2 separate regions of the Homo sapiens genome follow, and region 1 is linked to region 2. A link is a loop called in an ENCODE intact Hi-C map of the cell type or tissue named here. Cell type or tissue: CD14-positive monocyte. All regions are shown on one strand. Each heading gives the region's core, and the rest is flanking DNA. Links, peaks and the distances in the headings are about the cores only.

The links. Peaks named below come from ENCODE experiments on the same cell type or tissue, not always from the same donor. Only the 100,000 strongest peaks of a DNase experiment are listed, where the experiment ranks them.
Region 1: a loop joins it to region 2, with 7 times the contacts of the local background. A loop is called at or near these places in 3 of 110 quality-filtered maps.

The regions. Positions count from the first base shown.
Region 1 is chr13:28,573,508-28,576,427 of GRCh38, forward strand. It overlaps LOC105370135 (a long non-coding RNA gene), which reads left to right and starts at 1,505. Exons shown (of 3, transcript XR_941799.3): 1 at 1,505-1,627. RefSeq lists an enhancer at 866-2,065. In CD14-positive monocyte, for the core only: no CTCF peak of the experiment used is centred there; DNase peaks (open chromatin) are centred at 674 and 1,304; H3K4me3 peaks cover 602 bases; H3K27ac peaks cover 2,062 bases.
Region 2 is chr13:28,470,288-28,473,207 of GRCh38, forward strand. All of the region lies in intron 1 of FLT1 (fms related receptor tyrosine kinase 1), which reads right to left. Among named protein-coding and RNA genes, the nearest start is that of FLT1, 23 kb to the right of the region's middle. In CD14-positive monocyte, for the core only: no CTCF peak of the experiment used is centred there; a DNase peak (open chromatin) is centred at 1,334; H3K4me3 peaks cover 720 bases; H3K27ac peaks cover 1,157 bases.

The DNA.
Region 1 (2,920 bases), core at 97-2,596, 100 kb after region 2:
AATATATGTTTTGTATTTATTTGTTAATATTAAGTGCATAAAACTAAACACTTTAAAGCAATCTTGCTAATATTGCTTTGGGGGGCTTTTCTGCAAAGGATGTACCTTCTGGAATTCTTTAAAATGAGTCCATCCAAATCTACGCTAAAGATGGCTTCTACTGTCAGCACAGTCACCCTCCACTGCCAGAAGCCCTCGACATGATACGAAACTGAAAAGGCTTCCTTCTCAAGCATCCTCCTCATTGAATATGTACAAGTTGAAATTCCTCGAACGGTAGTAGCCAAAAATTTCTCTTTCCTTGCTCACGGGCAGCTGGGAGGTCAGTCTGTCACAAGTCCCAGGCTGTTCATCTGGCATGTGCAGACAAAGTTCTAAATGCCCCCATCCAGGACTGGCTAGATTATTTGTGGGACCCAGTGCAAAATGAAAATGGCAAGCCCCTGTTCAAAAATTAAGAATTTCAAAATGATGACAAGAGAGCATTGAACCAAGCATGGGCTCTTCTGAGCATGGGGCTCTGGGCAAATGTAGTACATGACGCCGGCCTTGCGCTCCTCTGGATGGACAAACAGCTTTGAGACACTGGCCATGCTACCCTCCTAACCCACATCCAGAGCTCTAGGGCACTTCTTCAAGTGCAATTCTCTGCCTATCTTGAGCAATGTCCCTCTCTTGGCCCCACCCCACCGCTTCTCTCTTAAGTTCCCTTTCTTCCTACCTCCAAGCATTTTGACACATCTAGATATGACCTATTGGATCTCTGGATTCAAACGCAAGGCCTGTTCCAAAATCAGTTCTAATCCCACATACATATGGGTCTTTCAACATTTCCTTGTTATCTCCATGCTCTCCTCTTTGGGGTGTCCAAATGGATCTTAACTACCAAGTCCTCAAGTGTCACACAGGTTGTGACACAGTGGGCACATGGGAGGTGGGATGCCAGGGGTTAATCTGGCCTACTCAGAGGGCCAAGAAAGAGCCAAAAGGAAATGATGTTTCCAACCATTTCCTTCACTTCACCTCTGTATCATTAATTTTTTTTTTTTAATTCCACAATTTTCCACCTCCTGCCATTTCTCTTGGTCTTGTTCCTCTACCTTCTCTGTGAAGCCCTTGTCAAGGCCATCTTGGACCCACAACTAGAGTGGGAAGCCAAGGATGAAGGGGCAGCAAAAGGCCCTGGAGCAAATGTTCAAGCACAGAGCCATGCACACTAGGCCACGAACTTCCCGTCACACATGCTCTGGAGGAAGAGGAAATGCTTGACGCATCATCGCTCAGATTGCCTTGGTGGAAACTGCTTTCGATGGTTCACGTCTAGCAGTGTAACTCGATGACTCACAAAACAGCCTTTATTCATTGACGTGTTCTTCAGAGGACTCCATGAAATGACTCACACCTCTATTTACTAGGTTTTATTGGGAATGTGAGGTGAAATCTTTTCCCCTGGGAACAGGAAGTTTTCAGTGTTTCTTAGAAGAGGACGTGGGGACCTGATAGCAACACACATGTTGTTGATGGGCGGACTTTCTCTATCAGGGAGGCTCAGCTGGAGCAACAGAGCAGCATTTCTGGAGGAGGGCATATCAGTTTTGACACCTGTTTTCAGAATCATCCACAGAAGGTAAGGCTGGACGAAATGTTTCCTGTTGTGAATATTTAGAAGAGAGTCTGAGAATCAGAAAGTATTTTACGGAGCATTGATGAAAGGTTCAACAACTGTGTCTTGTGACGGCAGTCATTGATTTTTTTCCTATTGGGAATATGAGGGTATCCACAGTCAACGGGAAACGAGGGGAGGCCCAGTCAACCCCAGCACCCCAAGGATGATTGCTTGCTCACGGGAACTGAGCAGACTATGAACTCAATAGCCATAGACTTTGGACTCCCAGACAGGTGTGACAAGCAACAGCCGGGCAGATGAGGGACTTTACACCAGAGGCCAGCAGATACCACAAAGCAGATGCCTTCATGCCTGCAGGAGCCCAGGGGCCCTCTCTTCCTCAACGGCCACAGAACGAAACAGCCACACTCCCCATCCCCCAACATCAGATGCCATCTTAGGGAAAGAAGCCAGAGGGAGGCAAGGCCATCTGAGAGAGTGAGCGATTATACAAGAGAAGCAATTAGAATCATCAAGTGATTACACGAGTAAAAATCATCAAGTGATTTACACAAGTGATTATAAAAGAGAAATAATTGAGGCCGGGCATGGGGGCTCATGCCTGTGATCCCAGCACTTTGGGAGGCCGAGGTGGGCAGATCACCTGAGGTCAGGAGTTTGAGACCAGCCTGATCAACATGGTGAAACCTTGTGTCTACTAAAAATACAAAATTAGCCTGGTGCAGTGCTGCATGCCTGTAATCCCAGCTACTTGAAAGGCTGAGGCAGGAGAATCGCTTGAACCCAGGAGGCAGAGGTTGCGGTGAGCTGAGATTGCTCCATTGCACTCCAACCTGGGCAACAGGAGCAAAACTCCGTCTCAAAAAAAATAAATACATAAAAATAAAATAAAAGAGAAATAATTTAAATTTTGGAGTGGGGTAAGCTTTAACCTGGATGAGCCATTTCATGAAAATGTTCCCAGTAGCCAATGGATGGGGACAGAGAAAAATAAAAATGATCCAGTTATTTATAGACCAAATTAAATCATGGTGGGTTAATCTATATGTCAAATGGTACCTGCATGAATTGGCAACCCTGCTGCACAATTGGTTACGTAACACTTGTTACACATCAGATCCTATCCCAGAAGTGGGGGACAAATTCCAGTTTAAGACAGAGGCAGCTGGGAAACAATTACTATAGCACTCTTGGTCAGCTCTGTGTTGGGGGAATGCCTCAGAAGCCCAGGGGCCCAGAAGAAGGTTATTTAATTCAGAATACAGGCTCAGAGAAGGCTTCCTGGGAGTTGGG
Region 2 (2,920 bases), core at 181-2,680:
ACGCCAGACTTTTCTAAAGCCACAGCCAGCAATGGATAACACCTGCCCTGAGAAACTTCCATGCCAGAATAGTTTCTGCCCTTCTTTATGGCATGGAACTCTGGGGATTTAATTGAGCAATTGTTCATGTGCTGGAAAAGATCCATCGAAGCTTCCTGTGGAAACTTCTGGCATTACTTGTAGTTATCTCTGTGGTCTGTCTGGAGATGCTGAGCGCTCCCGTCCAGGAAAAGAAGCAGTTCCCCTGTTTGTGACATCCCACTGCCTACATCTTGGTTTCCAGACCACATGAATCTTTCTTTATCAGCAACTTAGAACACCAGTACTCCTGACCCTCATCAGAGGAAACCGCTAACTTCAAAGAACCACCCAAAGCCCAGCTGAGAGAAGTGCTATTTATTTATTTATTTACTTATTTTTGAGATGGAGTTTTGCTCTTGTCGCCCAGGCTGGAGTGCAATGGCACAATCTCAGCTCACTGCAGCCTCCGCCTCCTGGGTTCAAGCGATTCTCCTGCCTCAGCCTTCCAAGTAGCTGTGATTACAGGCGCCTGCCACCACACCCAGCTAATTTTTATATTTTTAGTAGAGACGGGGTTTTGCCATGTTGGCCAGGTTGGTCTCAAACTCCTGACCTCAGGTGATCCGCCCACCTCGGCTTCCCAAAGTGCTAGGATTACAGACGTGAGCCACCGCGCCGCGCAAGAAGTGCTATTTAGAGAAGATCTCTTAGACAGTGTGCCCTCTACTTGTTCGTGTCCACACTCCCCATGCTGTCCCCCAACCAGAAGACAACATAACTGAGTGGTTAAAAGACACTGACAAAAATGGGGTTATTCTAAAAAAAAGCGTTGCCACATAATTTGTCTCCAGTAACATCAGTGTATTTTGCACCTGGAATGAGGAAGCTAGATAAAAAACAGTTAACCAAAACACAGGTAAACAGAAGTATAAGGAACAAATTTCCAAGTAACTGGTGACTTTGAGTGCATCACTATCCTTCAGTTAATAGGAAACTAGAATCTCATAAAGGTTATTGGAGGTGTCAAGATTATAGTTTAACAGGAAAACGAATAAGAAAAAGGGAAAGTGAAAATATTTATTTCTTGAATGTTTTGAATTCACATTATTAGGCCTTAACACATTTCTTTGAGGCAGTTTCATGTCCATGTACCTATCTGAGTAACAAAGATTCAACATTTGTTTTAGCATCTACTGCATGCTAGACACTTGCCCATCTTATTAGTGATTTATATAAAGATAGATGTGTATGTACGTACCCATAAACACATGCATAGTCATAGCATGGGGAAGTCAGCTTGATCGTCTCAGTAGCTCAGAGTCATGTTGCCCATTTACATAACAAACCTACAGGCTATTTCATTTTCAAGGGTGGAGTGCTATAATTTAGCAATGAATCTCAGATGCAGATGAGAACTTTCTAATGCTTCACATGGCAGCCTAGAAATCTGATTTAAAAGAATGATTTTTGTCCTCCCAATAAATGATCTTGTCCCTTCTGTGAACTACTGTTTTCATCAAAGTCAATTACAATATAATCATAAGAGGCATACAGATCTCCTTACATCACGAAAACATTTAAATAAAATAAAACAAAAAAACTCAACATAGAGCATGAAAATGGGCTTTATCCCATGCTACTTTGTTAGAAAAACTGTTAAGGTCAAGCAGTGTAGGCTAATAGCATTAAAAAACCAACATGTGAACGTGGACTTATTTGAACACTGACACTTTGTATTGATCTTATCTGAGTCTTTTCTTCATTGTTTTTCTGTTCTGTATTATCTGGCAGGTGGAACAGAACTTTATGACTCTTTGACACAAATCCCTTCTCTCCTTTCGCACATGCTAGACCTCACATAGAAAGCCTATACGTAGAGTGTTCTAAAATGCCACCCCTAATTCCCCACCTTAGTTTCATTAGGCAAAATGGAATGTTTTCTTTGACTTCATTGGGAAGAGTGAATACATATCCAAGTAAATGATGGCTTTATTTTGCAACTAAATCCAAAGCCCAGATGATTGAGGCTCTTTCTTCAAATGCTCTTCAAAGCTGCCATGATGGATACTAAAAGAGCCAACTCCCACTGGAGGTCATTATGAACCAGACAGCCTTGAGGTCACTTGTAAAACTCAAGACTCTCAATGTAAAGTCTGTAAAGTCTGACTAAGAGTATGTTTAGAAAACTGCTATTTTTACTAATCTAAATAAACAGTGTTCTAGCTGGTCGAACCCAACTTCAAGACAAATCCCCTGGTTTCTCTCCCACCAGATGCCACCTTGGCACCCCTTATTCTGTTGAAGTCTTAGGGTTATTCTCTGTAAGAAAGGAGCTTTATTTGAATATAATTCATGAAACATCTGTGTTTTTCCATTTTTTATTATGAGTCATTAATCTCCCTAGCTCTGCCATTTGTGAGTTCTGTTGTGGCCATGGGCGGGCCACATTAAGCCTCCGATTCTTCATCTGTCAACACAGGAGATTAGGGTTCGGTTTTTAGGATCCTTTCCAGCTAAAAATTCTGATCCTGGGGTCACAGTAATTGATAACAATGTATAAGTTAGAAATCACATTTTAGAAATACTTATGGTTAGTAAAAAGACAACAGCCTAATTTTAAAGATCAACCAAGGCTCTGAATAGACACCTTCCCAAAGAAGATATATAAATGACCAATAAGCCCATGAAAAGATAAAGGACATCATTATTCATCAGGAACATGCAAATAAAAAACACAGGGAGACACCACTTCATGCCGACTGGGAAAGCTTAAATAAAAAAGACAGATAAGAACAAGTGTTGGTGAGAATGTGGAGAAACTGGAACCCTCTTACATCGCAGGTAGGACTTTTAAACGGTGCAACCCACTTTGGCAAGCAGTATGGCAATTCCTCGATGG